2 separate regions of the Mus musculus genome follow, and region 2 is linked to region 1. The links are chromatin loops, found by intact Hi-C in ENCODE. Cell type or tissue: heart. All regions are shown on one strand.

Region 1 (4,000 bases):
CAAGGTGGTAGTTTTTATCAAATTTTAAAGGAGTCTATTGCCCATGAATAAGTTTAAAATTACTAATTAATTTGTCTGCTCTAGTTTTTATGTGAAGAAGAGAGGTGCAGGAATGTGAAGCAATACGGAGATGCCAGATTGGCAACATAGTATTAAATGTAGCCACAGTGGTCTGTTTTTTGTTGTTGAGGCTGGGTCTTGCTAAGTAGGTGGCTGTAGTTGACCTTGAACCTGCAGATCCCTGTGCTTCGGCCTCCCTGTGCGGGCGTTGCAGGTGGGCCCCACTATGCCTAATCCCTGTAATTAGGTTTTGCACTTAACTTTCATCCAGCATCCTTAACAATAATGTGAGATTGCCCATGTTCCTAGCCATGAACAAAGTTTAGTTACTTCTGAAGTTAGCAGAATTTTTTAAAGCACCTTTTTAGACGACGCATTGGTTATTGTAAGCATGCTGACTTAATGATGCAGTTGTTATTCCCTTCAATGGCAGATTTGGCTACATATTTGCTGCCACTGGCTTATGTTTAAAGCAAAATAGTTTTATAAATTTGGTGGTTCCAACTCTTTATTTTTTAATTGATTATAATCTTACTGTATGTGAAGAGAAGTCATGTAACACGTTGTCCAGACTCCACTACTTTTTAAGACTATAGCTCCAAAGGAATAGGCGCATACACAGGAGCTCCGCACACACAGGCACACATGCGAGTTCCATGCTGCAGACTCTGCGGAACAAATGAGGCCTCGCACTTGTCTCGTGGCGTCAGTCACCCAGACTCCTCTGACTTACACTGTGGCGTGTGGATCTCTTCCAGTGCGGGCTAGGAGGACGTTTGACATCTTTGCTTCTTCAGGTTCCCAATAGGGAACAAGGCACGAGACCAGGGTTCTCAGAAACTCCTATTGTGGGGCTAAGATCCTAAGGGAAATGAGCATGAGTTATGTTCCCTCCGCAGCCCTCCCAGACCTCAGTGCATAAGGTCAAAGGTGGGTCCTAGGTTACTCCATCTGGTTTGCCTTATGCCTTAAGCTTACCTGTCCTTTATCACCTACTGATAACCAGATCTTCTGTTATTGGCTGTTAAGGCTGAGTCTCACTCTGTAGCCAATATTGCCCTAGAACTATGTAGCCCAGGTTGGCCTTGAACTCTCAGCAATCCCACCCCAGCCTTCGAAGTGCTAAGATTATAGACATAAGCTACTGTGCCTAGCTCTGAGGTAAAAAAAAAAATCTTTTTTTTTTTTTTTTGTTTGTTTGTTTGTCTCTTCTCTGCTCCCCAGACAGTGTCTCTTATAGTCCAGGCTGGCCCCTTTCTTGATATTGTCACTGAAACTGTCCTGGATTTTGATTATAGGCAGGTGCTTCCAAGCCTGGCTTCTCTGAACTGTACTTAAAATTTAAAAAAATAGATTTTATGTGTATACATGTTTTGCCTGCATGTATATCTGGGCATCATGTGTGTGCTACCAGAGGAGGGCAGAGGAAGGCATCACAGATGAACCTGGAGTCACAGATGGCTGTGAGCCACGATGTGGGTGCTGGGAATCAAACCTGGGTCCTTTGGAAGAATAACCAGTGCTCTTAACCACTTAAACCATCGCTCCAGCTCTCCCTTATATGAATTTAACCAAATGCCTCAGAAAGCTCCTATTTTTTAAAGTATTCTATAATTTACTGTTTTTTATTTCACAATATTTATTTATTTATTTGGTCAACTTTGTTCTGTTGATTATGTTGTTTCCATTTTCCTCTGTTTAAAAGAAGATTGTACTGAAAAGCCATGTTACATCTTAAAGCGTCTTCTCTAATTACCAGGGATACATCTTTAGAAGATAAACTGAGAGTTTGTTTTATAGTTAATTTCGAGTTTAGAAGCAGCCTACGAGGTGGTAGTGCACAATAAAATGTGAGTCCAGTACTAGGGAGGCCGAGGAAGGAGGGTCTGGAGTCTGGGGCCGACATGCACTGTATAGCAAGTTCTAGCACACTAAATGAGATTGTTCTGGAGTGGATATTCTGTAAGGTTAACCCTGCCTGCTTAATTGATCCCTGTATCTCCCAGTGACCGCACAGTGCTGGCCGTGAGTAGGTGCTAAAGGCCCTCCGAGCATTTCCAGACACGAGTGCACGTTACAGAGCCGTGTGGTAGTCCTGAAAGATTGTGAGATATTTGACAAATGGTTCAAGTGTGGAAGTGAACATTGTTCCCTGCTTTCATGGCTTTGCGGTTCCCTTTTTCTGCTCTGTCAATAACTATAGGCTGATGTTTCTCTCTTCTTCCACCAGAGGGCGGTGTTCCAAGGATTATCACAGGAAGCCTTGTCTGCCTGCATACAGTCCTTGCTAGGAGCATCAGAGTCTATCAGCAAAAACAAGGTTTGATGAAGCGTTAGGTGAAAGTTTATTACCTATAATAGTATTGTGCAACATGTCATTTATTTAGAGTCACAGAAATTTAAAACCGCTTAGCAGTAAGATTTGTTTGATTAGTAGGAGAGAATTTCGAGACCCTTTGAGGGAAACTGGTGTTTCATTGTAGTGCTCACAGAGGACTGCTCTAAGAAGTCTACTTTGCTAATGTACCAGGAGTGGAGCTGAGGGTCTAATGCTGTAGGATAAAGAGAGTACCCAGCGAGTGTGTTCAAGGAAACAGCAGGCCATCATGCCCACAGTATTTTAAAGACTTGACTTCCAGGGCAGGCAGTTAGAGTCCGTATGCTGTGTGACTTAAGCTAGCTGCCCTGACCACATGGCTTATGGTTTGGAATCAGCACAGGACCTGGGACTGGAAGCTGGTCTGTGCTTCTCCCTCGGCCTTGCCAGGAGGTGGAGCCCTCCTCTGCTCTCCCAGAATGCCTGTGCCACAGAGATGGAGCTCTGAGGCCACTGGTAGCCACAGTGCACCTTCAATCCTGTGCGTTCCAGATTGACAAATTCCATTTCTATCTTCAAAACTTTAGATAATTGAGGAGAGTCTCCTGATAAAAGTTGTCCCTAGAGAAGCTCTGCCTTTATGTCAGGTTCTCCTCTTGTGCATGGCTTTGAGAGATAATCTCTACATAGGGATTAAAGGAGCATGGGACAAACAAGTTCCAGATAGGCAGAGCTAAGTTTTAAATAATGTTTGCAAGATTCATCTCTCACAGTTTTATGATTGATCATGCCTAAAGTCCCTGTTGGAGATGGTTAGCTAAACTGGAACATGTTTTGTATGGTGGAGTATTGCACAGCTGCTAAATTTAAAGATGTAAAACAATAAACATCACTTCCCTGTATTATGACAAATAAAGGGTAGCAGAAATAAGATATAGACTGCGGCCTTATGTAGCAGAGATGCCACCGAGCTCTCTGCCCTCATCCCTACACATGTCTTTATTATTTACAGGTTTGTTCAGTGAGATGTTTCTCAGCTCTTTAGAAAGATTTGGTCATACTCGATAGCCTTTTGTACTCTATCCCTCTAAGCCCCCAAGCCTTCTGTCCTTACTATCTACCGCCCTTTATGTAACTGTTTCCTACATGTTCTAATGTCTGTCTGCAAACCTTCAGTTTGCTTGGTCAGAGTTGCTAGCACATTTGGTTTTGTGCCTGAGAATCTGTAATTTTTGCCTTCCAACTTACAAGTTTTTTTTAAGGTACATTATCATTGCATAAATTGAACACCTAGTGTGTAGTAAATTAACATAATACTATTTTCCTAAGTTACAACAACTGTAATAAAGAAAACAAAGTCTATGTGACTCAGTTACAACTCGAAAAAGTGTTTAGAATGCACAGCATTTCCTATTTGTCTGCTGCTGTGCTCACAAGCCAGGTGAGCCTCCATACATGTGCTGTTGCCATGGTGATTGTGCTCCTTAGGAGTCAGTGGGGAGAGGGACTGAGAGCAGTCACTGAGTCCTCTTCTACTGCTTATGAAGGGTAACTTTATCTTTGCCAAATTTAATATGCAGACTTCATTAGAAATGTTTCAAAATAAAATTCTGCCTCAAGGAA
Region 2 (4,000 bases), 660 kb after region 1:
CCATCCATAATCATTAGTGATTAATTGATTTGTCAATTAGTTATTGATTCATTGTTTTAAAGTCTTTTTAAACAAAAATACAGGAGAATACTCCAGGCAGAAAAGATTTCAAGGGCAGAGGTGAAACTGAAGGCAACTGGATGCTTCTCGGGAAGGAAGGGAGGGAGGGAGGGAGGGAGGGAGGGAGGGAGGGAGGGAGGGAGGAAGGAAGGAGGCAGGCAGAGAAATAAGTATGGCGAGCTGGGGCAGAGGAAGAAACTAGGACTAGGGCTGATACTGGATAAGGAGAGCAGAGCAAGTGGCCAGGAGGGATGGAGATACAGCTTCAGAAAAGATGTGGCCACTGGTGAGGACGTCACAGGGATGATTTGGGAGTGGCATGGAGACGGAGTACCATCAGGAAAGAAAATAGCAGAAGCAAGAGGGTAGAGTAAGAAGAGGGTGAGGCAGAGCTGCAGATGCAGGGTCTGGACAGGGAAGCTGCTCCCACGGCAACCATGTCGGCCAACTACAGGGCTCCCTTCCGCAGCACTCCCTATACCTCTGTCCCTGAGGTGCAGCTCTGATGCCCACTGTCCAGGTTACAAGGAGCTGTCAGCCTGAGTGGCAGCATACATAGCTTTGAGAGGAAACACAAGGCCAGCAGCTTAGATGGTAGGTAAGGGGTTATATGGTATCTCCCAGAGGCCCTCAAATGGGAAATGCACTTCCTAAACTCAAAAACGGTGGCTCACCCCTACAATGCCAGTCATCAGTAAGCCGAAACAGAAGAATCATGAAATTAAGGCTAGCCTGGGCTAAGTAGGTAAGACCTTGTTTCAAACACAGCCAACACAAAAAAGCAAACAAAAATCTAACCAACCATCAGCAACAACACGGTGGTGTGAATGTTTTCAGTGTTGAAAGAGTTGAACTTTATGCCTGTAATTTGGTATAAGGCTGAATCATGTGTGGAAACATAGAGGTGGGAGCCAAGCCCAGGGACTCCTAGAATTCATGAGAGCCACTTGAAAGTTGTAGGCCCTGGAAATCAGATGCCCGTTTGTACAAACTACAGACAGAAAGCTTCTAAAAAACTACCATAAACTGGTAGACACAGGCCTGCAATCCCAAGATTTGGAGCCTGAGTCAGGTGGGTTGCAAATTCAAAGTGAGACGTTGTTGCAAAATGCAAAACAAAACCATGCTCAACCAGGATAGTGTGACACAAACTTTTAATCCCAGCTCTTGAAAGGCAAAAGCAGGTAGCTCTCTGTGATCAGGCTTGTTCCTCTGTGGCCTGCTGAGCCCATTTTTCTGTGGCAACAAGTGTCACCAGCCACCACCCCTTCATTTCAGCTGCTTGCTAATACTAATACATTTGGTGGCTTTTCCCTCAGAAAGATCGTGCGGCCATTCCTGGAGCTGGGTTGAGAGCCATGAAGGTCAAGTCCGCATCTGACCTTGTGCATGGACCACTCAGAATCTATGTTGTCATTGCCAGAGTCTTCCTCAGCTCTAAAACTCCAGTTTACAGGAAATCAGCAAAAGGTCACTCGCTAAGCCTTGCAAAGGACATTAAATAACATTCAGGGCAAGGCCGTGTCACCAGTTCCCTCTGCTGGTCATATCTAGTATTACGGTAAACCCAAAGGGAAATTACAGAGACAAAACCACACTTGGAGGCTAAATTTGGATTGAGGATTGCTAGGGGTGGCTGCTGACATGCCGACATTGAATATTTGACCCTCAGAAGACCCCCGTGTGTAGATGGTGTTACTCTCACCAGCAAAACTGAGGCTGCTGAGGGACCAGAGACCAATGACACGTCCACAGTCACAGGTCTGAGGTCACTGAGTGAGCCTGAAGTCGGCCATGGAGAAAGCATACTTTCCAAAGGTGAAACACAGATTATCCGGCCAGTGTTTTCCAACTACAGCTCACTATCAAGAGGCTGGGGAGCTGACTCACTTGATAAAAGGACCTGAGTTCAGCCACATGAAAGCCACTGTGGTCTGTAATCCTAGCCCTGGGGAGGCAGAAAGTGAAGGATTCCAGAAGCCTGCTGGCCAGTCAGCCTAAGCAAACCCATGAGCTGTGGAATCAGTGATAGACCCTATCGCAAAATGGAAAGTGAAAAGTGATTGTGACTGCGTGACTCCTGACACTGTGTCATCCTCTGGCTTCTATGTGCACATGTGCAAACACATACACATGTACACACACACACAGACATGCACACATATGTGCAAACACATACACATGCACACACACAGACATGCACACATATGTGCAAACATATACACATGCACACACACACAGACATGCACACATGTGCAAATATATAAATATACATATATGCACACACAGAAATACCCATACATGTGTAAGCACACGCAGGTATACACATGTACACACACAAGCATATGCACGCATACACACACTAGTCCACACATACACATGCCACACACACACATACACATGTACACACATGCACATACACACATGATGTCAAGATTATGTACCAGGGAGGGGTTCTGTGATGCAAGAAGTTGGAGAGATGCTTGAGTAAACAAAAATTTACTTATGATTGCTATTCACTATGCTACTGTGAACTAAGAAAGAGTATTCAAAGAAGCAGGAGGCCATTGGTCTAAGGCTGAGACTCCTCAACCTCAATATATAAACATCCTAAATGTATTTACTAATATATAATAGTATGCTGTATATTAAATGTATATGTAATATGTTATGTACGTATGTTATATATAGTATATGTTATACGTTATAATATATATATATATATATTTATTATAACACACATATATAGTACATATATTAGTAGGTCAGCCAGTCATAAGCTGTAAGCTACAGCCAATCACAGGAATCCCATAGATGAGACCATGATAAATAAGGCAAGTGTAGAGCTAGAACCAGTCAGGTCATTTCTTTCCTTTGAGGCTGTGGCCAGCCTAGAGCTGGCTGCTCACACTGCCCAGTGGGCACTGAAGCTCTTCAGACTCTGAATCAAATAACATACTTATTTTCCTAAAATTTTTAATAGATCTCTATTCCCGAAACTTATTAGAGGTGAGCATCTCTCCAGGCCCTATTGGTTAGCATGCTAATATTTTGAGTCAGATTATTTGTCCTGGGAGCATTTAATAGCATCTCTGTCCTCCACTCACCAGACACCAGCAGCAGCCTCCATTGTTGAAACCCCTGATTTCCATCATAGAGCTCTGCTCTTCCTGAGCCAACTGACCAATGAAAGTCACAGGGGACTCACATCTTCACAGACCGACTGTGCCTCAGGAAATGGCAGCCCACTGAAGTGAAAGACTCGATCCTGAGTGATGTGAGCCGTGCTTCCAAATCAACTCTGGCCTTTGGCCTTTGACCCTGCCTCAGCTTCCTTTGCCATACTGTAGCTGGAGGCTGGAATGGATCTAGAAACAACCAGGTCCACAAAGCTTTGCTTTAGTCAATGATGGTCTTCACGAAGAGTCATCTGTACTCTTTGATTTCTGTCTGTCTCCCTCACACTTAGAACCACTCTAAAGGAAAGACGCTGGCACACACGTGGAGTTCAGAGGACAACCTGTGGGAGCCTGTTCTCTCCTTCCAGCATGTGGGCTAGAGGTCTGAATTGACTTAACTCAGGTTTCATTTGTCTTCTCAGCATTGTGCTAAAAAATATTAATACTACTGTTAGAGGGACTCCAGCTTCACTTGTGGGAAATGGTGTTTTCTTTGGTATAACCAGTTACCAATTTAGACATGGTGGTGAAGTGCTTGCTGCACTAGCATGAAGACTCAACTTCAGACCCCGGCACACACATGAGGAGTGCACAGAGGTGTGCACCTGTAATCCCACACAGAAGAGAACCGCTTGGTCTGACTGGCCGGCCAGTCTAGTTAATTCATAAGCTCCGGGTTCTGTGGCAGTGCCTCTCTTACAAAGCAAGATAGAAAGCATTTGGGAAGACACCTGATGTCAACCTCGGTCCTCTACATGCAA

Evidence for each region. Peaks named below come from ENCODE experiments on the same cell type or tissue, not always from the same donor. Only the 100,000 strongest peaks of a DNase experiment are listed, where the experiment ranks them.
Region 2: it touches region 1 in a loop (10-fold over the local background); 11 of 42 quality-filtered maps call a loop at or near these places.

The regions. Positions count from the first base shown.
Region 1 is chr14:75,720,482-75,724,481 of GRCm38, reverse strand. Cog3 (component of oligomeric golgi complex 3) reads left to right here. Exons shown (of 23, transcript NM_177381.3): 16 at 2,291-2,380. Among named protein-coding and RNA genes, the nearest start is that of Cog3, 32 kb to the left of the region's middle. In heart, CTCF peaks have their summits at 2,092 and 2,294 (motif pointing right); no DNase peak of the experiment used is centred here.
Region 2 is chr14:75,058,327-75,062,326 of GRCm38, reverse strand. No RefSeq gene overlaps it. Among named protein-coding and RNA genes, the nearest start is that of Rubcnl, 44 kb to the right of the region's middle. In heart, a CTCF peak has its summit at 1,610 (motif pointing left); no DNase peak of the experiment used is centred here; H3K27ac peaks cover 941 bases.